Linked DNA regions of Mus musculus: regions 1 and 3 are each linked to region 2. A link is a loop called in an ENCODE intact Hi-C map of the cell type or tissue named here. Cell type or tissue: left cerebral cortex. All regions are shown on one strand.

The links. Peaks named below come from ENCODE experiments on the same cell type or tissue, not always from the same donor. Only the 100,000 strongest peaks of a DNase experiment are listed, where the experiment ranks them.
Region 1: it touches region 2 in a loop (5-fold over the local background); 2 of 42 quality-filtered maps call a loop at or near these places.
Region 3: a loop joins it to region 2, with 5 times the contacts of the local background. A loop is called at or near these places in 3 of 42 quality-filtered maps.

What each region holds. Positions count from the first base shown.
Region 1 is chr3:137,285,659-137,293,658 of GRCm38, forward strand. It overlaps Gm567 (predicted gene 567), which reads left to right and starts at 3,959. Exons shown (of 3, transcript NR_163863.1): 1 at 3,959-4,108. In left cerebral cortex, no CTCF peak of the experiment used is centred here; a DNase peak (open chromatin) is centred at 4,025.
Region 2 is chr3:137,206,440-137,214,439 of GRCm38, forward strand. No RefSeq gene overlaps it. Among named protein-coding and RNA genes, the nearest start is that of Gm567, 79 kb to the right of the region's middle. In left cerebral cortex, no CTCF peak of the experiment used is centred here; DNase peaks (open chromatin) are centred at 387, 671, 3,141 and 5,435; H3K27ac peaks cover 2,608 bases.
Region 3 is chr3:136,991,557-136,999,556 of GRCm38, forward strand. No RefSeq gene overlaps it. Among named protein-coding and RNA genes, the nearest start is that of 1700006H20Rik, 40 kb to the left of the region's middle. In left cerebral cortex, a CTCF peak has its summit at 3,354 (motif pointing left); DNase peaks (open chromatin) are centred at 2,141, 2,990, 3,357, 4,292 and 3 more places; H3K27ac peaks cover 3,595 bases.

The DNA.
Region 1 (8,000 bases), 79 kb after region 2:
ACATGCAGGGGCAGTTTTCCCACCATGTGTTCTGCCTTTCCCGTGATGACAACTGGGCCGATGGGCTGCAGCCAATCAGGGAGTAATACATCCTAGGTGGAGGATAATTCTCCTTAAAAAGGGATGGGGTTTCGCCATTTGCTGGCTTGCTCTCTTGCACTCTGGCTCCTGAAGATGTAAGCAATAAAGCTTTGCCGCAGAAGATTCTGGTTTGTTGCGTCTTTCCTGGCCGGTCGTGAGAACGCGTCTAATAACAGGGAGGAATTGAATTCCCCTGGGGGTTGGAACACATGCTTTAACCATTGATTCATTTTAACAGAAATGAAACCATCACTCTAGCCCACCACCTTTGTCAAGGAGAACAGAAGACACAATATCATGGACCTGCTTCTAACTAGGAGTGTTCCAGGACCTCGAGGATGCAGTCTGGCTATCTAAGATGTTCCTAACCTAATGCTTTGGCTCTTTTTTAAAAGATGATCTTCTCCCACCTGTATGCCATAGGGAGAAGTTTTCCCTGAAAATAACAGGGCAGAGAGGCAGTTATAGGCCTCTTTAGGACACTGTTCTTGAGATGGTGTGTCATTCTTCTGATTCAACCTCTCCAGTGAGCCGTTAGAAATAACTCCATGCTGTTATGGAGGAATATGACTCCTTGGTGCATCCGAAGCCCCTACAGTATCTCTAAATGTGAAATGACTCATGCCAGCCTGGGAGACAGTCTTGAGTCCGTTCATTAGGGTAGTATTATCTACCAAAACTATTGATCACTTACACATTTTACTTAATCCCAATTTGCCTCCCCAGTGAGACAAGCTTGAAGTCAGAGAGCTGTTCAAAGAAATGCATGGTAGATAGCAGTATAGTATGTATTGTGACACAGTCACAGGACCCAGGTCTCAGACAACCTTCAAACCAGGCCGAAGGCCCCAGTGCATTGTATTTCTCAGCTCTGAGGGGAAAGAAAGAAGGACCCACTGGCTGATCTCCTTCCACCCATCCATTTCTTCGGTTGCATTGTGTACATTCTTCCTGTGACCCAAGTTTGACAAGTTAAACTGTCCACAGTGAGTCTTTGGCCTACATAAAGTCACACTAGCATTTACAAAGAACTGTTATTGAGTCCCCAAAGCTAAGAACAGCAAACCACATATGCAGCATTAATAAAATTCATATCAGCAGCATCAATATTTGTCAAACAGATGTGTTTTTCCATGGGGTATCTTTGGAATTTTGAAGTATTTATGAATATTGAATAAATTTAAGATAATGATGGTTGCTAAATTCTATTGAATCCCTTCTTAGGTTTTTTCCTAAGTAATTGCTACTAAGCATTATAGTATGACATTTTTGTGGCCTAGGTACAGATATAACTGGCTAACTGCTCTATAGAGTGGTAAGGCCATAGCATAGGATATCCATCTCCCCAGAGAACCTGTATCCTCAGGCCACTTTCCCATCTCTTTAGTTCTGAATGGTTATTGACCTATATCTGTACCTCTGGGCTATGTTCTCCTTGAACACCCTGATTTTTGTAAGCATTCATAATGAGTATCCACAGTGGGCTGGGTGTTTAAGTGCTAATTGATATTTAAAAGTCTTTTAAGAAAAATTTGAATGAGTATTTATTGAATAACTATATATGTTACACCAAATATTTTAGTCACCCATGGAATAGCTAACATAAAGAAACAAAATATATAATTGTCATTGAAAAGGGATAATAACCACTAGAGTAAAAGGCCAAGAATGGAAGGGACCAGAGCATCTTGAGAATCAATGAAAAAATTTAAATGAATTTAATTTTATTTAAATTTAAATAAGATAGTTGTTACTCAGGTCCTTCGAGCCGGAAAGACAAGAACGACCCAAGTCGGGTTTACGCAACAGCTTCTTTACTTGTTCTCCTTCTTGCAGCTTTTCTTAGAACAACTCCCCTTACAACAGCTTCTCTTACTACAACTAGCCTCTACTTAGGGCAAGGGCTAAACAACTTCTACTTAGGGCAAGGCTATATTCCTAACTAACTCCCGGGAACAACAACAACTTCTACTATCCTCGTGCTAACTAACCTCATCTATCTCCAGCCCACCTCATCCAATCAGAATTCACACACACTCCAGGCATGAGCTCACGTCGGTCACCGATAGGCTGACAGGTCCGGATCACGAGGAACAGTCCAGCCTGGCAGGCAGCCCACGCATGCAGCCTCACTGCGCATGCTCGGGCAAGGCAGTAAACATCTTGGCCCATGCGACTGAGATAGTCATGAAATGCCTTACTTACTCAAATGAAAGTTTTGACCAAGGTGGTATAAATGAGAAAACAAAGCAAAGCAAAGCAAAGCAAAGCAAAGCAAAGCAAACCAAACCAAACCAAACCAAACCAAAACAAAACAAAACAAAACAAAACAAAACAAAACACATCCGACCTACAAGGGAAGAGTTCATTTCAGAAAGATGAAGTGCCCTCGGGCAGAAGCATCACCAGCAGGTTTAAACTGCAGCAAAGAGGCTCAAGGTGGACAGATGCCAGCAAGTGTGGAATGGGCTACAGTAGTTATGGGAGAGAACTGAGAGGTAAGAGGCCAGGCCGGGGAGGCAGGACCTCTAGGCTACGGCAAAGAAGTTGAGGACCAAGCATGGTGGCACATACCTTTAATCTTTGCACTTGGAAGGTACAGATAGATCTCTGAGTTCAAGGCCAGCCTGGTTATATCACAAGTTTGAGTCCAGCCAAGGCTCCTTAGTGAGACCCTGTCTCAAGAAAAGAGGGAGGATGGAAGGCATCCCATTTCTTGGTGCTTGTTGCCCAGCTTTGACCTTGTTTCCTGTTCTGTACTGCTTTATCCAGAGAGCCAGTCTTCCGTATCACTTCCTCTTTATGTGTCTCAGTTTCTGGATTGGTTTTGTTTTCATTTATTCTTTTAAAAAATCCATCCATGTATATACTGTAATTTGATCGTATCCATCCGGCCCTCCAACTCCTTCCAGAATCCTCTCCTCTCTGCTACCTGATCTCTTTTGGGGTTTTGTTTCTTTGCTTTTATAACCTACTTAGTGCAATTAGTGTCGCCTGTGTTCTGCTGGGTGGAGAACGATCCACTGATGCATGAGCAGCCTACCAAGGGGACATCCCCCTAAAGAGAAATGACTCTCACCAAAGCAGCCATCCATAGCTCCTCAGCGAGGAGTGGGGGCCACGTGTGCTCCTCTGATTCATGTTACAATTTTTACAGGCTTGATTTCTTTCAGGTCTTATTCAAGGCCAAAAGCATTAGCACTAACCAGTCTCTAATCAGGACTCATAACCTACAGTATCAATAACTCAAAGTTATTCATGCTTTCCCAACAGGATTATTATTATGTCACAGATAGAGCAAAAGTCTGTGTTTCTGTGGTTGTTCCGCAATCTTCCTGTAGGTAAGGGACATTAAGTGGGACATTTCCCTATTTATAATTTAGCTTTGCCCCTAGCAGAAGGCATTCTGGGCACTTGACTCATTTGCTCATTTACATAGATGATTTTAACTATACCATTGTTTTCCTCTCAGGCACTCGGACACTTATTTATTTTGGGACCTGTGACACATGAGCTCATACAGACCTTAAAATGCAGAATTTAAAGTTTTGTCAGACTATAATTTGATGCTAACTTTGTTTATCCCCCTCTTCAATTACTGAAGTTACCACTCTAATCTCTGGAAAATAACTGGAGACAATGTTTTTGGTAGCAAATTAGGAGTTGACATCCTATGTCTCCCTGAGTGTGACTATGTGTATGCAATCTAATTATATTTGAAACTACACATTATGTAGTGCTAAAGTAAGGCTTCTTTGTTTCTCTTGGAAATGTGCTAAGTGTCTGTTAAGAGTGGAAAATTTCAAACCTCAAACTACCCAGAGGTAATGCACACTGGTAATGTTTATATAAAGCCTCATCATGCCTCCTGTCCACCAGGAAACCTGAGAACAGGAACAGAGAGAAGCCCATGCTTTTGCCTCTAATTGGGAGAGAGTGTCACCGTTTGCAAGCCTCCATCTTTGAGCAAGGCACCAAACCATGGTTATGACTGTGGCTGGGGAAACCTGTTTAAATGCGGAGTGAGGTAAGAGCTGGGACCAAGAGTGTGGGCTTTATGGACTCTGTGGGTTTTATTTTCAGCACTGTAAATCCGTCATCCTTTATAAACAGAACAAAGTGGTCAATGTTTCACAAGGTTGTGCTAGCACAGTGGTACCAAGGGCTTAGTGTGGGAACAAAGTCATTAAAAATAACTACTTACAAAGAACTCAGTCATAAATAATGTGCCACAAAGGATTCAAACTCCAAGACTCTGCTACTTTAGTGTCAAAAACTCTGCTCCCGGCAGCCAGGCCTTAAGAACAGAGAATCTCTAAGGGACTCCCTGAGCCTCTCTCACCTTTGCCTCCATTTTGTTTCCGTTCCCACCTTCCTTCTGCCCCTCCCACTGTCTCTCCAAAGGCTGACAGCTTGTCATTCTGGACATCAACAGGAGAAGGAAGGAATAAGAACAGAAGGGAAAGCTGAACCCTTAAAGGGTCTTTCTGTCTGGGCTCCACTTCCAGACGTATTCCTGCCTTTGCTTTCCCTTGTTCCTGCTATTATCAAAATAATGTGGTTGCCTCCAGATTTCCTTCAAAAACAAGAATGAGAGAAAAGTAGGGAAACTGATGTTGGCTGTATACTAGAAATGTAAAGGCCCCTTAAGATCTGTGCTCAGTTCTGTCCTTATTTTTCTTGTTCTCAATGATTAATATCTTACAGTTTCCTCTTTAATTAAGTCTGGCTCTTATTGCTTGCAATAATGTAGCTGATGGCTGGCACTTTCATGTCTCATGCATATATACAAAAATAATTTCTTCTTAGGAATTCAGTAATCCCAGCCTTTCCATGATGTCAAGACTAAGGATAGCTTTGGCTCTGTATAGATATGTCACATCTAGGAAAGTGACCCCGCATCTCTGCTCTTCCCAGTCATAATTACCCTCTTTCTTCCTTGATCCCCAACTTTATGCCATCATGAAAAATTCTATATTCAATCAATTGAGAATGTGCGTACCCAACTGCCTGTCTTATCTTGCTATATGTGAACCAGGGAAATATCTGTCTTCTTTACCTTGTCATTTAGCACTTGTTTGTAATAGGAACTTGAAGCATCATTTTCTAGCTTTTATATAGATGAGACCATTTAATCTACAAATAGGATAATGTTAGTTCACTTCTGCTTTTATTCATTTTCATATATGTATATTTAATATATACACACATATATAATAAAAACATCCATATATATATATATGAAAACACACATATATATATGAAAACACACAAGTATATATGTATATACACAGAGAGAGAGAGAGAGAGTACAACAGAGAGACTACGTGAAGCACAGAGTTTATAGCTGGTGAGGTCATATCTAATTATTAGTAGTGACAAGATTCAACCATCACTGAAAGTGGTGGTCGAATTTCAATGTACATTAGGATCATCAGAGAGTCTAATTAAAACAAAATGTTGGGCCATTCCCTTAGAAATTCTCATTTACTAGGTCTGGTGTAATAGTAACTTTTATTCACCTGATTTCAATGTCATCTCAGAGGCATACTGCCTTCATCTGCTAACCTAGGCCTAGTCCTGGAAGCTTGCTAGCACTTCTGTACAATCTTATCTAGGCCTAGAATATTTTCAGCCTCTGAGACTTGCTGCTGAATAGGTTTCCCCTTTCTTGTTCCTTCTGATCTTTGGCAGGTTGGTACAACTGAGCTGTTCTGACTCAAACTCCTCTCCAAGCTAACTGATTCAATCTGGTGTCTCTTTTTCTGCCTCTGAATTGCTCTGCTTAGACTCACACCAACTGTGGCAATATTCCAGTCTCTTGGTTCCTTCTCATTCTTTGGCTCATTCTGTCTTCATCTATGTCTAGCTTGTTCTCCCTCTGCAACCTGTCTTTCTATAACTGTTGCAATAAAACTGCCTTCTCTCTCTGCACTGCCCCTTAAATAGCTTCCCTTTCCTCTCTCTTCTTGTGAGTGTTGGGTGTATCCTATCAAATCTTTCTCTGATTTGCTACTTGATCTGCCACTCAATTAGACATCACTTTCAGACATGGGTACTTCCTTCGACTAACTAACTTTACCTTCATTGTTTGGGATTAAAGGTGTGTAGGATTAAAGGTGTGTATACTAAGGGCTGAGCCACACCACAACTAAAAACAGTTTGGTTTTGGTATTTTTGTTTATTTGGTTGGTTGGTTGGTTGGTTGGTTTGGTTTTAGTGTTTGTTCTTTTTTCAGTAAATAACACAGTCTTATGGATCAAGGTATGAGCAAATATCCTGCAAGAGTCTGGCGTGGAGTCCAATAATGAGTACTATTTATAAGGTTCCAAAACTGCTATTAACACTGGTACCAAGACCATACTTGGAGGACTGCTGCCTTGCATCATAGAGGATCTTCATCTTACTGGGATGTTGGCTGAATTAGATGGCAAATGGTTTCTAAGAGAGACAGGAATATTGTTTACACTCTATCTTCTCTATCCATGAAATTATGTTATTTCTCATGCTCTCTCTCTTTTTTCCCTTCCCTTTCTTTCTTTCTCTTTCTCTCTCTCTCCTTCTTCTTCATCATCTTCTTCTCCTTCTCCTTCTCCTTCTTCTCCTTCTTCTCCTTCTTCTCCTTCTTCTCCTTCTTCTCCTTCTTCTCCTTCTTCTCCTTCTTCTCCTTCTTCTCCTTCTCCTTCTTCTCCTCCTTCTCCTCCTTCTCCTCCTTCTCCTCCTCCTCCTCCTCCTCCTCCTCCTCCTTCCTCTTCTTCTTCTTCTTCTTCTTCTTCTTCTTCTTCTTCTTCTTCTTCTTCTTCTTCTTCTTCTTCTTCTTTTGCATCCTTACAGTTGCTCTTTCCTCTGCCTGTAACCCTCCCTCCCAGTGCTTTTATGATTTGTTTCCCCAGTTCATTTAAGCCCTTGTCCAAACAAAATCTTCCCAGAACAGCTTGTCTAACAACTGTACCCAAAGTACAACCCTGTCATTCTGTCCCCTTATCAAGCCCTCTTTCTTCATAGCATTTTTCATAGTTTTTAATACTGATATCGTTAAACATATCATATGATCTAGTTATGTAGATACTATTTTAAAAGAAAAGAATTCTGCCTCATCATGTATGACACCAAATTCTAATGCTCAGAGGGAATTTCGAACACAACCCAGATGTACCACATTATCTGATACCAGGATACCTGTTCTTAAACATCGTATATCAGGATAATCCTTTATTGACTGGCTGATATCTATTGTCTCTGTGTTAAAAATAGGCACCTAGAAGAGCAGAGATGGATAGATGGTAAAACATTGCTGGTAATGAAATGTCCAGACACCTGACAGATTACTAAGGCTAAGAGTATGAAAAATGATATATACTTCACAGCTATCAGCAGGCAATTGAAAATGCCTCCTTTTATGAGAGGGTCAAGACAGTTTCATTTTAGGATCCGTACTTACTGGCAAAATTGATTTCAGTATGTGCAAGGGGAAATGCTTTGTTATCTCCTCTCTCTGGCAGAGAGTGAAAAGAGGAAACCCCAGAAAAGGGAAACTGTGTGATAGCCATAGAAGGGCCGGCCGATGTGTAATGCACAGCGCAGCTGAAGAATTTTAAGTTGCCGGCCCTCTTGGCACACTTCACAGACCCCACTCGCTTCCTGTGGATTCCTTTTTAGTTCTGTCATGCAGAACCTGGACTTCCATGCTCTCATGCCTGTGAGTTACAAATTGCCATGGGCCATGCTCCTCTGAGTAAGAACTGAAAATCAAACGTCACTCAAAACAACCTAAAGTGGATATCTGGCACAGAGCTGCACTGGCTGCTCTCACTTAGCCCCAGGCTTGGTCTAAGCCAGTAATGCAAGGTATTTGTTTGACAACATGGTTTTATTCTTTGACTTCATGCCTATACCTACCTGGAATAAGTCAGATACAT
Region 2 (8,000 bases):
TCTGAGGTGAAGACAACAACCCCTCCTTTACAAACACAGATAATGATGTCTTAACTGATTTGCCCTCCTATATCAAAAGTGATATGTTAAGTTTGCACTTTGATTCTGTCAAAACTTAGAAATTCTCTTCTTTTTCTTCTTAGAAAGTACTTTTAGCATTAATTTTAAAAGAAGAACTATACATATATTTCCAAGAAGTAATCTTAATGTTGATTTGGGGCAGCAGATTCTGAGCCCCATCTCTTCCTGTCTGTCTTATTTATCTAAGCTCATTCTGCCAAACAAACACAGAAGCAGCCAGTAAGATCTGGCTAGACTCTGGCTCTACACACAGTCTTCCAGTAGCTTCTCACTCTCCTGAGAGCAGAACTAAGGCATTTGGTGTGGATGAAATAACTTCTCTTTGTCAGGGCGCTATCTCTCCTGTTACCCCACCCCACCCCACCTGTCCACATCATGCTAAGTGCTGGTTCAGTTACTCTGCACATAGATGTCTGACTCTTTGATATTGTGCCATGATACTTGAGAAATACACAAATGAGTTGCCAGAAAACTAGCCCCCATCAAAAAAAAAAAAAACCATCAAAAAAATCCCTTAAAGTTTTAAAAATACATGTACAGTTTTATGCTGGGCCACATTCATAGGCATAATTGCCCACTTGCAGCCGTAGGTAGTGGGTAGAGCACAAACTGTTTCTTTTTATAAAAAAACTTTGCCACCTAACTTCTTACTCATATTTCAGAGATTGATTTAATGCAGCTTCTTTTTACACTGCCCTTCTTGGTCTCCTGATTCAATTACTGTTTTACTGTGTTCTGCCACCATAACACCTGTGTCTGTCATTTTATGAAGATTTATTATGGGCAGTTCTCATTATTCACCATGGTTTGTCCTAATCACTGAATTATCACTTTCTGAGACATTGCTCCAAGCAGAAAGTGACTGCCTTGCTAATCAGAGCTGGGGTTGGGATGCCAACTCAATTTAGTTGGCAACAGTCGATACTCCTTGCATTGTTTTTCCCCTACTGTTGCCCCTTTCTAGTCCTTTCTGCCTGAGAGCTCCATTTAGACAGAGTAACCTCTAGCAACTTGTCTGTCTGGTGAGTTCAAGCATCTACAGCCCCTGCATCCGTCTATCATGGACTGGTTTGGAAATTACAAATATTTCTCTCTCTCTCTCTCTCTCTCTCTCTCTCTCTCTCTCTCTCTCTCTCTCTCTCTCTCTCTGTCTCCCTTTCTCTCTCTCAAGTTGATATTTACAAGTTTTCTCCTCCTCCTTCTCTTCCTTCTTCTCTTCTTCTTCCTCCTCCTTCTCCTTTTCCTCCTCCTTCTTTTTTATTACTTTTATTATTTTATAGTCCAGTCATTAACCCTCTACTAGTCCACCTTCACACAGTTCCTCACCCCATTCCTCCTCATTCTTGTCTCCATGAGGATGTGCCCACCCACCCCCACTTCTGCCAGGCCTCCCCATTCCCTGGGACCTCAAGTTTCTCAAGGATTAAGCATACCTTCTCCCACTGAGGCCAGACCAGGCCACCCTCTGCTATCTATCTATCTATCTATCTATCTATCTATCTATCTATCTATCTATCTATCTATCTATCTATCTGTCTGTCTGTCTGTCTGTCTGTCTGTCTGTCTGTCTGTCTATCTATCTATCCATCCATCCATCCATCCATCCATCTATCTACCTACCTACCTACCTATATGTCAGGGTCCTTATATCAGCTAGTGTATGCTGCTTGGCTGGTGTCTCGGTGTCTGAGAGATTTCAGGTGTCTGGGTTAGTTGATACTGCTGGTCTTCCTATAGGATTGCTGTCCTTCACAGCTTCTTCCAGCCTTTCCCTAATTCAATCACAGGGATCCCCAACTTCAATCCATTGTTTGGGTCTATGTATCTGTCTGTGTCTGTCTCAGTCAGTTGGGCCTCTTGGAGAGTAGCCATGATAGGCTCCTGTCTGTAAGCATACCATAGCATCAGTAAATAGTGTCAGGCCTTAGAGCCTCTCCTTGAGATGGATCTCAAGTTGGGTTGGTTATTGGACCGCCTTTCCCTCAGTCTCTTCTCCGTTTTTGTTCCTGCAATTCTTTTAGAGAGGAACAATTCTAGGTCAAAGTTTTTGACTAGGGGAGGGCAACCCTATCTATCCACTTGATGTCCTGTCTTTCTACTGGAGGAAGAATCTACATCGAAGGTCCTTCCTTTTGAGTCCTGAGAGTCTTTCACCTCCCAGGATTCTGGAACTGTCTAGAGGGATAATGTTTTTCAGTAAGCAGATGAATCCATAAAAACAAAATGAAGAGCAATGGTATATATTATTATTTATTTACTGTTGTCTTACTCATCTCTAATTATGAGGAAGGTGGGTGTTGCATTTTTTGTGTTTACCATTATTCCATTCATGTCTAGTTAGCAGATCTGGCTCAAGTCAGTTATGAGTTATGATAGACTGAAAAATTGAACAGATGCCCCTTTGGATGAGATTTTAGTTTAGTGGGAAAGGTGGTCACTATACAAACATGAGGATAAACTCAATGTCTAGAATTCATCTTTAAAAAAAAAAAAAGCTGGGTACTATGAAAGTGCTCATAATCCCAGCTGCCCCAGTGATGCATATGCATTCAATTCCCCAGGGCTCAATGGCCAGCCCACCTATTCTATAAGAACAATTCCAGGTTAGCCAAAGACAAGGTGAATAACACCTGAGAAATATTTGAAGGTGTCTGTCCTCTGAATTCTACATGAACATACACATGCAACTACATACTTCCATACCATGTACTACTCACCAAAGTAACACATTTTTTTAAAGAAGTATTTTTAGAGCTAGTACAAGTAGATTCCCTATATTGGGTCTTCCTATTTGTAGTGGCTAATGGATGAACATAACCTCGGTGGATATTTGTTAACATTTGAATTTGTAGCCAGCCTTTCTACTCGGTAGTGATCCTCGTTCAACCATAAACACAGAAGTCAAGCTAGGGAATGAAATTCATCTTTGCCAATCTTTTCTCTAAGAACTTAGCCTTGTTGCTGTTATACCTGATATAGCCTTTCTCCTCCATGATTCGTGATCTAGCTTCCTACCCATAGTAGTCAAAGTTCTCATCACTTAAAAACAGAAACTGACTCAGATTAACTTAAACAGAAAAAAAGGATATTTTAGGAGGTGTCAGGTTATAGAAGTTATGAGATTATGGAGAAGAAAATTTGTACCTTAGTCCAAAGAACTGAAGCCCCAGTAAAAACACTCTTGTGGGGACTCTGCTTTGGATACCACTGATAGAGGCATGGCCTGCACCATGTGCCAATCATCTCCTAGTGTTCTCTTTGAATCTTCACTCCATCTCAGTGGTCTGAGTGAATTCATGTACTTTGCTCTTTGAGAGTCACATGCCAAAGCTTGTGTTTGCCAAAGCAAGGTAATTCCCAGTTCTAGACAATGCAATCAGTAAGGGTCAGATCACCAGTGTTTCTGGAATCCTGAGTGTTTATGTCTCCCCAAAACTCATATATGAAAGCTTCTATTTGTCAATGTGCTTCCAAGATGTGGCCATAATGGTGAGGGCTTCGCTGATGGGATTAGGGCATCTAAAAAACAGGCCTTGCTACTTCCATATGAAGAAAGGGCATTATCAACTCTGAACCAGAAAGATGACTCACTGGGCTTCAGGTCCACAAATGTTCTGATACTGAACTTCCCAAACCTACTAGTTCTTGTTGTTTATAAGAAACTTAGCTTAGGGTGTTTTGTTATTTCAGTCTACATGCACTAATACACCTAAAATTTATAATAGTTTCAAAGAAAGATTTTTCTAGAGTGCATCAAGTTTGTAGCAGACACCTCAACCTGGAATGTCTTTTCTTTTCCTCTCCCTTTCAAGGAAGCTGGAGTTTGGTCCTTTGGTTCACATAACACTCATAGAGATCTGGTCCTGATCTAACTTAGCAGGGAGGAGAAATCTGGAGTACCCTAAGGAGATCATTGTTTCAACCTTCCATTTCCAGCCCTGAGGAAGTGGAGTCTATAAACAAATTAAGGGACCTAAAACGAAGAGCCAGCTACCTGCTCCAGGTTTTTCAAACACTGCCAGAGTGATGAAACCATCCTTTGTTTAATCACCAATCTCTGCATTGAATGTTCTGTCATGACTTTTGAAATGCTTTTTTGTTCTTCAAAAGAATAGAGCATAAATATAACCAGCGCAATTATTAATTATAATTTATATTTGAAGAGGGTAATTAAATTAAGAGGAAAAGGGCTTTCGTTATTTGAATGCACATATATTGTTAAGCAAATGCTCTTTGACAGCACTTAGCTTTAATTTTTATTGCTTGTCCATCTTTCTCAGGACTGTGAGTTCTGTATCAACACTGGCAGCATGTCCTTTTCAGTATTTTTTTTCCAGCATCAGACACAGTACCTAGCACAAATAAGGTCAATCTTATGCAGCTAGATACATACATATATGCAGTGTGTGTGTGTGTGTGTGTGTGTGTGTGTGTGTGTGTGTGTGTGTGTGTTTGTGTGTGTGTGTGTTTGTGTGTGTGTGTGTATGTGTGTTTGTGTGTATATTCCAATTCAGAAGACTGCATAGTATACAATAAGTACTTAATAAAATTAGTTACAAGGTGTCTAGGAATGTAAATCAAACTAACTACATAAATGAAACAACTAAAAAGTTTATTTCATTCTCTAAAGAGCTGTAGGAAACTTTACACACTCGTGGTAGGTACAATTTTCTTCACAAGCCTTGCATGAATGAGGCAGAAACCATGTGCAGTACCCATCATTTTATAAGAATTTTCTTGGGCAGGCTGGTCACACAATGATCCCAGGACATGTTCTTCTTAGACCTGAATTAATTTGATTGCATCTCATTGGTGAGATAGACAGCTGACAGTCACCTATTGTGAGAAATGAAGTAGCAAAGAGTAGGTCTGCTTGTGTGGAGTTTTGATGTGTGAGGGCCGTCAGTACCTGCAGGAAAGAGCTCCTTGGAATTTCTTCTGGAATTTCATATTTCCATCTGGTTTGTTGCTTATTTGGAGGCCAAAATACTTCATTTTCTTCTTTCCCAAAGCTGAGAGAAGTTTTTTCACAAAACAAGAACCTGCAAGATGCCTCCCTGCCCCACCTCCCTGACATGCTTTTTTGAGAAAGAAATTTTTCTGGGTTGTTATCCTATCTGGATTTCCAGTGTCTTTTACAGTGTCTTTCTAAGCCTTTCTCCTTCTTTTTTGTACACTGTAGACTCTTGGCTACTGGGTACTGTTGGAACCTTAAATTGCTCGTGTGGGAGTTGAACAATTTCTACTTTAACCTTATGTTACTGTAGCATTTTGCATAATACATATAATTTTTAGTGAAAGCTTTTCATAAAACTGAACACTCTACAGGTATTCCGCCTACATGGACATCTAATTTCATACCCCTGATGGAGTTCCCTACAATGTTGCTAGGAGACAGAGACACTGCCTAACAAAGGATGCTGAGTGTATCAACCATGCAGATATCTGCTTTCCTAAATCCATTTGCTTATGGCATATGGAGCTTAAAGTGTGCTGCCTGTGGAAATACAGGCAACTGTGGGAACAGCTTAGTATCCGGAGACAGAGGAATTGAGGCGTAAAGCAGCCTCTGGGGCTCCCTTTTCTCCCAGTTCTATGAGCACAGAGGGGGTCAGGCCTTCTCTACTCCATTTTAGAACCAAAGGTAAACAAAAAAGAACAAAGATTCTAGGTAAGTGTCAAGTATTGCTGGGAAATATAGCTCTCTTTCATCTTCAGAAATCTCAGTTGGTTGGTGATTTAGTTAGAAAAAAAAACCATATCACTAATTTTCATATTTTCAAAATTATAGATGTTTTTGCTAGTGTGCTTTGTTGACTGCAAAATCAAGCTGGGGAGGGTCAACGTGAGACAGTGAAGAAGAATTTTGTCAATTGAATACAGACAATACATGATCAACCCACCCCACCCCACCCCCGGTCATTGCTGTAGAATGAATCTTTATACCTTCACAACCTTCAAACATATATGTTGAAGCTCATACATTCAACACGTTGGTGCCTAAAGATAAGGTCTTTGGGAGTGAAAATAATTCAGATTAAGTCATGGGCTCAAGAGTTCTCATGTTGATAGTAATGTCTTTACTAGAAGAGTCTAGAGATCTCCGTTTTCCTCACAACAGACACTCCATATGATAACAAAGGAAGAGTGCAACTGTCTAGAAACTAGAATAGTATCCTTACTGAACTATCATAAGACAGTGTCTGGATTATGTGTGCTTATCAGCCCTTGAAACCATGAGACACATACTCTTGTTCACTCAGTCCCTGGTCTCTTATTCATTATGGTGTCCCAAGCTAAGACAAATGTGATCCTTTAACACTGAGAGATAGACTTCACATGCTCCATATATTTGATCCCCAAACAGTAGGTAACTCCTAGGATCTCCATCTGGCAAAACATAACCAGACTCCTGTCCTCTGTAGAAACTGCTGTCTAAGCTCTCCACTGCCTGTCTCCCTCCACCTGCCCTTCCTTCTTGACACTCTCAAGCAGTCTCCGCTTCCTAGAATATACTTCATTCATATAACATTCAATGGGGCTTCTAGATGTCAGCCAGCCAGTCCCTTAGCTACTGGACATTTTTGATCCACATGGCTGTGATTTCTTAACAACTCAGTTCCAGACGCTCTATTTCTGTCTTAGCTTTGGCATGCCCCTCACTGCTTTCTACCCATCATTCCAAGTGGCTCTCATGATTTGAGGTTCCGGGGGTTTTGGATTTTGTGGGGTTTTGTCTCTCTGTTTTCTTCTCCTCATATTTCTCAGCCCTAAGGTAATCACCTACTTCCAAGCTCAGCTAACTGTGGTGACTTCTACACCCAGGCACTCAGTGTTCCTCTCCCCCAGCTCCAGCCCGCTTTATACTTTGCTTAAGACATAGGCTCTTGGAGGTCCTGTTGTCAGTTCAGGTTCCACTCATAAAATATAGAAGCGGCCCAGGGATTTCATCTTGGCAGTCATAAAAACTTAAGGTTATGTATTTTTTACAAAAAGTATTGGGGCCTTTTGAACCTTCATTTTCTTGCTTATAAAAATAAAGTTTTAGTTTTTGCCTTTCAGTATCATATGAAGAACTGAATGTCTATATATGAGTATATAAAAAACACTACTCAGCTCTCAGTCTGAAAATATACCACCATGACTGTATAGAATTATTAGAATAAATCATCTCACCATCTTAGTTTTGAGATAACACCACTTTCATTTTTCTTAAGTGATTAGACAACATTTTAGAATCCTTTTTTAAAATTATTTTCTGCTCAACCATTATGTCCAACTGTTAGTCAAATCTCATTTCTTATGAGATTTGTTGGATCCTCAGCCAGGCTCCCACTTCAGCATCCTGGCCCAGGATTGAACTCACCTAACTAAACTGCTGCTCTGTTCCTGATCACTGACTCTGCGCCCTTGCCCAGGTTAGTTCATTCGCTGTGTGCTTTTGTGAAGTGACCGCTCCTGGAAAAGAATGCTGTTACTCCTGGGCAGAGTGAGGAGCAGATATCTCCTCTCACTGCAGCCTTCTTCCCTTCCCTTTTGGCCAGTTAACCATGTCAGCCAGGGCCAGTCTTCCTGCAATGCTGCCTGCTTTTAGATGACTCTAAGGTCTCTGGCTTTCTGTTCTTTCCTTTGCACTATCAATGGTCTGTCTCCCCTAACTCACTTCCTGGTCCATTTAGAGATTTCTATAGCTTTCTTCATCTACTGGCCCCTGACTTTCATTTTTTACCCAAGAATTGATTGAATCCTGGTTGTTCTATGTATGGTTTCATTCTGAGTGCCTTGAATATAGGGCATTTTCTTTCTGGTGTCTAGCTGCCATATACGGAGACTGGCTTCTAAAGATATTCTATTCAGGTAGAACAGAGTCACACCCATATCTCTCCCTATACCTCATCTCCTGATATTCTCTTTTCTCA
Region 3 (8,000 bases), 210 kb before region 2:
TGAACTATGTGCCTTCGTTAAATGGGCAGGTTGGTTAAAGAGCTAAAGAAAAAAAATGTCCTCGATAGACCCATAGTTTTAAACCTCAAAGCCTTATCACAGCTTTGATTCTTTGTATAATGGTTTCCCTGATTGCACCTTATTTAGTTGTGAAAACTATAACTAAGATGATTGGTACATGATAGATAGGCTGCATATAGATAGATTATAGATATATAAAAGACATTTAATTGATACATGACAGATGATAGGCAGCTTATAGGTCTATAGATTGTAGACAGGTGAGAAATGATTAGAGAAAGATGGTAGATAGATGACACCATAGATGTAGACAGATAGCTAAGGCAGATTACAGATGATGGAAGGACAGACGGATAAATGGATACATGGTAGATTATAGATAGATGAGGTGATAAAGGGAAGGTATATGGATAGATAATAGGTAGATACCTAAAAGACAGACAGGTTACTTCTGGTTCAACTTACTAACCTTTCATCTTTCTCAGCCGAAAATAGATTAATCTACATACTGTGCAATACTTCCAATTTTGACACTGTGGTGAGCTATATAAAGCAGCATTGTGATGTATGTATCATAGAAGTCAGATGAAGCAGGTAGGGATTTAAGAATATAAGGCTGAAATTGCAGAGCCCTTGGAATCCTTGTGGAGTGACACTGCCAGTCCTCAAACCTGGGTGAAGTTCAGTTTGCTCAGCAAGAAGAGGGTAATAATTAGTAATAACCACTTTACTTACTTGACATGTGGATGGAATGTCCATTGTATGTGCATTTTATTTAGTGTTGACTTGTAAAAATAAAGATTACCAAGCTAAATTTGAATTTCTGAAATACAATTTTTAGTCTAAGGATTTAATATAACTCATGCAATATAGAGACATACATGAAACACAATTAGTTGTTTAATTCAATTTTTATTTGTTACAGTTGACATCCACAGTTGACTTAATCGTAAGGTCAGAGAAAATACCATTGTAAATTAAATTTAGACAACACAAAACACTACCATCAAAAACAACAGCAACAGCTCTCTAGTGGACGGCACATCCCACTCTGAGGTCTGAGAGCACAGTATCACATCTTCTCTGTGTTGCTTTGTGGATGCAACCTCTCTGTAAAGAGCATGGATGGATGATCACTATTGGGTAAATGTTTGCAGCAGACTACAGAGCATCCCTCTGTTCCAGTGTGGTCTCAGTGGCTAGTTCACTGTTCTTCCCTGATGAGGAGGGAAGATCTGTAAAGGATACTCTAGGATGTTATTGTCTGTAGCACTATCCTGAGGGTGGTGTCAGCAACATCAATCCCTTCTGGACAATGTTTGATCTTAATTATACACAGAATATATCCATTTCTTAACTCTATTTACTTAAAGACATTAAATTGATGCATCTACTCAAATAGAATGGTTTTAAATCCTCATTCTGTGCTACAAAAGAAAAGAAATGTTTTATTAAGTCAGCAAATATATTCAAAAAGGCCTACAACTAGGCCACAAAGTTATAAGATATTTGCCAAAATGATGGCATAGCCAACCTCTTCTGGGAGACTAGCTGCCATATGCAGCCATGCTACCAGCCCAGACTCAGAGAAACCATTGGATTAGAGTTGTAAACTGGAATTTTTGTCTATGATAAATGAGTGGGCCAGATTGACATATTTCTAATATAAGGATATTGCTTTTTAAACATACAACCTCAATAGAAAAACTTATATTCAAAGCAGTTATTGTATTTCTTATATTTTTGTTCTATTTTTCCTAGAAGAATCTCAAAGGGTATACAATTTCAAAGTCTATGGTTTTTGGACCATAATCATTTTCCTATAAGGCTCTCTGTTGCCCAGTCATAATTCTGAGCATCTGATATCTAGTGTTCTTGGCTCTTCTGAAACCCATGACTTCTAGAACTCTGAAATTCTTTTAAAAAGTGGGTCACACTTGAAAACAGAAGGAATACACAATTAAGAGCGACATCTGGCCTTGTACTGGGCTCACCACACACACTCTGTCTCACTCTTCTCAACATCCCAGAAGGTTATGTAAATTATGAAGACCAAAAGACTAAACAGTTTGGTCAATGGCACACAGCTGGCGTTGAGCAGCTCTGCATTTATACTTATGGATGTCTGCATCCAAAGTCCTGTCTGTTGCCTCAAATGAATGGAAACTTTTCTTAGGCAAATTATGCACAAGATATGCAAAAGTGTTGCTTCATGCTTCAGTATCTTCCCTTGGATGCCAGAAAGCTTCTTGGTTTGAACTAGTCAGAAAACTCTCCTTTTCTCCTTGACATATGAATTCATTTCCTTTAGCCTTATCACTTTTTGCTAGAGCACTGGACAGATCTAAGCTATGGAGACTTTTCTAGGAAAGGACACTGATTGGCAGTTTTCAACCTAAAGAGAAAATAAAGGTGGGCTTTTGAAATGCCTAAATCTCAAAATATAGACAGGAAAACTTTTGCAGAACTGAAGTCGGGACCCAGAGCTCAATGTGGGTTGCATCTCCTCAGCTCTCAGGACTCTTAGCAGACATCTAAAGATGAGTTTGACTTTGAAGAATACATAGGCATAAATATTTGTACTGTTAAAAGGGATATATTTTATTTACTGATTACTGAAGAAAGATACACTGTGCTAAGTGAGATTTCATTTTCATTTTATTTATAAAATAATACTGTCCCCACATTTTGAAGCTACAGGTCATTTTCTATAAAACAAAACTCTTAAGTGTGGAAGGACACACAGACTCTTGGTTGATTTGTGGCACTGTAAGGCAGTCTGTAAGACACACTGAGGACAGCACTACTCTGGATTTTCTGCAAGGTCATCTTTAGTGCTGACTTCCAAGGACCTGTAGATTTCCATCTGTTCTGTTCGCTGACCACATCAACGCCACAGCATGCTGCCCTCACCCTTCCACGGGGCATCTTCTTCAGGTTTTCATCATTTTCACTCTCTTAGCATAAGGTTATGGCATTCATGAGTGTGGATGCTAGACCTTTCCCCTTATTTTCATAAATGCTGAAACTCAGAAGTGAGCCTGCCCCTTGCCCACTGCTTCCGTCTCCTTAGCCATTGCCATCAATATGCTTGAGTTAGTCTGCTGAATCCCTGCCTGGTTTCATTCTCCTCACTGTATGCACAGGCCAGGGCATCCATATCCTCAAACAATTTACAAGATGTATTTCTCTACAATGGCATATTATGGTCTGGCAAGGGGAAAAATGTTTCTATGATGTTCTTTTCTGGAAGAGGTTGAGATGCCAGCTCAGAGCAAACCATGCCAATGACTTGAAGCTCGGGTGCTTGGCTCATACTGCTACTGCCTCCAAGTGGCCCTCCCAGATGCTCACAATAATGATCAGCTAACAGAGGGATGAGAGTTTTCGTGAAAAAGCATACCACTTCGGTGTAATGGTGTACAGGGCAGTGGATATTCAACGCAGATGAGTTCTTACCCACCTGCTGATATCAGTCATAACACACCATTCAAAATCAGCTGAGTCTCTTCTGAAAAGAACATGTTCTGGGACATTACACCTCAGCTTGCTAATTTAAGCAGTGTAAGGGTAGAAAACAACCACTCTGAGCAGTGGAGATGACTTCTAATTATCAAGGTTTTGTGTGAATTAAAACATGATGTACTATTTTCCACTAAATACCTAGCAGATAATTGGGGCTTAGTGCACTGTAGCAATTTCCCTTCTGAGTGAAGGCTTTGGATGGAGACACTGGACAAACATTATAAACACCCTGCACCCCAAAGCAGAAAGACAGCTCATTGTTGCTCATCAGGAAAAACATCAAGGTTCACTGTCCTTTTTTTCCTGTTAACTATCCACTAGCATTATGGGAATTGTGCAAGTTACTGACCAAATCCAATAAAGGTCCTAATAATTATAAAAGAGTAAATGATATAAAATTTCCCCAAATGTATCATATTTAATCATTTCCTCAGAAAAGACAAGGAAAGTCAAGAAGAAGAAAAAAAGCTTTGAAAAACTCAAAGAATCACGTATTTTCTCCAGGGTTATGTAATGGAGTCTCAGTATGAACTATTCTGCTTTTCTGTGAAGTAACTCTTTATCCAAAAATTATTAGAAAAGTGCCAGGGATATTTCTTGGTCAGAAGCCAAGTTGTGGCAATATCTCCTCATTTTAAAAGGTTTTTTTTTTTTGCTTTAAATTTACATGAAGCAGTTTTCTTACCAATTTTATCATAAGGAGGAGTAGGTGGGGGTGGAAATGCTATTTGTGGATTAGCTTTTCAAGAAAAGATGATCTGAAATACTCCAAAAGATGAACCAAATAAAACAGCATCTGAAAGGCTGTTTTAAATGATAGGTCACACAATTCCTGTCCACATATCAACTGATCAAGCTGTAGGTATAAACAAATGATCATTTTCATGTGACCATTTCAAATTTAACTGAAAAGACTGTTTTTCCTGGCAATAATGACTGAGATTTGGGGACAAACACCTCAGAAGACAAACCTTCCAAAGAGAGGCTCCTCAAACATGAGCGCATACGCCCCACTGTAGGGAAATTTAGCAAGCTGATCGCTCAGCACTGTTCTCTGAGTTTCTGCTCTGTCACTAATTTGGACTGTACATACATTTCAAGCTATGTTTAAGCAAACCCAGTTACCATGGTGACATGATACCCCTTTTAAATTCAGTAAGCAATATCTAATTTAGTGGGTTAACTATTTGGGTGCAAGTTACAGACAGACTGATGAGAAACATCACCCAGCTATTTTTTTTTTTAATTGCCCTACCTCTGACCTGGTCCATCTTTTCCTCATTTAGACTGAATCTAATTTTTTTCTACATGATTAACTGGATGATTCCGCTTTTCTGAAACTGGCTGCAGGACTTTAAAAATAACACAGCGAGGCGAGCAACTTCTCCTCTTTAGGAGAGAAGAAACTTTAACATAGGAAAACAAGCAAATCATTTTTAAAGAATTTCCTCGCTAGCCCTCATTAGATATGACATTTTCAAAATAAATCCCTAATATTAGAGCTTGTTGGGCTCTCTAATTTTAGTCTTTTCCCTCCCACACCCAGTCACGAGCTTTGCATTTCAGAGTTGCACTCTCTGGCTTAAGAATGAGAGAGCTTTTTACATGGTTAACAGTACACAAGTCCATGTTGAAAAAAACAGGATGTGTGTGTGTGTGTGTGTGTGTGTGTGTGTGTGTGTGTGTGTGTGAGTGATGAGCAATATGTTCTCTACTAAGGAAGCAGAATCTTAATTTTAAATTATTTCTTCAGAATTTCTTCATGTCATATTACCCATCCATTCCACTCCAATGGATCCTTCGAATCATTTGCTCTTCTTACAATTTTGGTACCCTCTTTCTCCTCTCTATCACACTGCCCTTTTGTTATATTCAAATACTTGGGCATCATTTAGTGGAGGACAGGATAAGATCTTTTCCTTAACCCCAGGGCACTGTCTCTGTGAAGCTGTGGACACTGGAGGGCTACATAGTCTTCACATAGAAATATTCCAAGCCAAATCAGCATCCTCTCTGGCTAGCATAGGTGAGCTCTCTCTGAGCAAATGTGTTGTGTTGTATTTTGAAAGTATCAGTGGATTGTTAATCTGGGAAAGGTATATATAACAAGTAAATACATGATCAGTAAGGTTACTATAAATAAATTCTTAGCTGTGATTTATTTCTTCAGAGATACTTGCCTTGTGGATATTTTTCTAAAAGTTCTCTTGATCTTTATATCATGTGACATTATTTCTATGTCTCTGTATCTATAGACCAGATCACCTATCAGTCTGTTTATCCATTCCTTTAGCTCTGCTTTTTGACAAACAAATATAATTCCTTTATAATAGGATACATTTTGCCTCAACCTTTAAGGGGTTTAATAACTAACTGGATGGGTGTTAATAAATAAGATATCAATTAATTATAGCTTAAATGCCTGTTAATAAGAAAAAACAATGGGCATAATCCTTTCAAATACCATTGGAGATTTAACTGTAGCACTCCTGTGTTTTGTGAGTCAACTACTTACCCTACATTTCCATTCTGAGTAACTTGAACCCTTGGCCCCTGCTCTTATCAATTCCATCAATGTTGGATGCTCTGTCTCTTTTTTTTTGACTGTTACTCTCCTCTACTGCTTCTTACATCATTTTTGTGATTTACTTCATCAAACTCATCTTAGAAATACAAACTCCTGAATGATACTAACCCTGGTCTCGATGTGTAATGTTCCTTTTGTGCGTCAGCCCTACTTCCCTGTTCCCATGGAGCATGTTTTCTGGTTCTTCCTAGAATTGATCATTTTAATCACAATTTACAAAGTAAATATTTCATATGAATTTATCTTATGTTATCATCCATGAATCTTATTAAAGAAGGCAGTACTATTATTACATCTTTAATTAATGATAATGAAATACTCTTCGCGCAGACTTATGCAGTGACGTATGATTAATTGAAAGACATGAATCAGTTCTATTTAACATTAAAGCTCTTAGCCCATACATTATCTTGGATGAAGTACTTGCTGGCTTGACGATGGAAGCATAAGCTGCCAGAGAGGACAATGTGCTGCAGAAGATGGCAATTGAAAAGCAAATATAGGCAGTGCAGGCTGATAAGACCTAACCAAAGCTCTGACAGAGTTAGGTGCACTCAGGCCTTTCTTTCTCCACCTATGGGGCCCAGGGAAGTAAGAACCCTTGTGGGCTACGGGATAACCGTGCAAAGCCAGCATGTGTGCGTCTTCCACATGTGCTCCACCAAATGGCAAAGGGAAAGTAGTGGCATGGGTAGCAGAGTGAGAGCATTTTCCCGTGCCCAGGAAATCAGCTCAGGAGGCTTGCCAGTTATTATATATCACAGTTTCTTAAATTTTTCAAATTCATGACCCCTTTTGCCCATGAAAGTTTTATGATTCCAGATACACAGGTCCATAAAGTAGGTACCCAAATCAAATGTCTATTCATAAGAAAACATCTAAAAGTCTATTGTTTTAAACACTCATTGTTTCAACATACTAAAAAAAGCAAATTTGTACACTAACGAGGTGGATGTGCTGGCTTACTTCTACAGAAGGAATGCAAACTTAGTTGAATATTTGCTACATCGGGCAGATAGCATCTTCGTTGGTTTTCAGAGTTGACTGTTTTCATTATATAATCATCACTACTGAGAATGGCACTTTGCATAAACACACAGTACAAATGGCAGAAATAAATTTAGGGTCACTTCAGACATTGTTGGAATTCTGTGCTAATCTCTATTAAAAATCAGACCAGTGATTCAGTGGTTTGGTGTCTGTTTATGGGATGGATCCCCAGGTGGGACCATTGCATACACTAGCAAGATTTTGCTCATAGGACCCTGACATAGCTGTCTCTTGTGAGACTATGCCAGTGCCTGGCAAATACAGAAGTGGATGCTCACAGTCATATATTGGATGGAACACAGGGCCCCCAATGGAGGAGCTAGAGAAAGTACCCTGGGAGCTGAGGGGGTCGGCAACCCTATAGGAGGAACAACAATATGAACTAACCAGTACCCCCCCAGAGCTCGTGTCTCTAGCTGCATATGTAGTAGAACATGGCCTAGTTGGCCATCATTGGGAGGAGAAGCCCTTGGTCTTGCAAAGATTATATGCCCCAGTTCAGGGGAATGCCAGGGCCAAGAAGCAGGAGGAGGTGGGTTGGGGAGCAGAGTGGGGGGAACGTATAGGGGACTTTGAGGATAGCATTTGAAATGTAAATGAAGAAAATATCTAATAAAAAAATCAGACCAGTAATTAAAATGGCAATTTAAAAATCAAGTATTCGGACATAATGTAATCCAAAAGCATACTTAATTTGACTCTTGCTGAGGAGTGATGATTGGAGCATATTAAAAAGCTTTTGTTTTTTGGAATGAAACTCAATTTTATAAAACTGAGTTCGTGTATAGTACAAGCACTGTGCAATTATAATGCACAG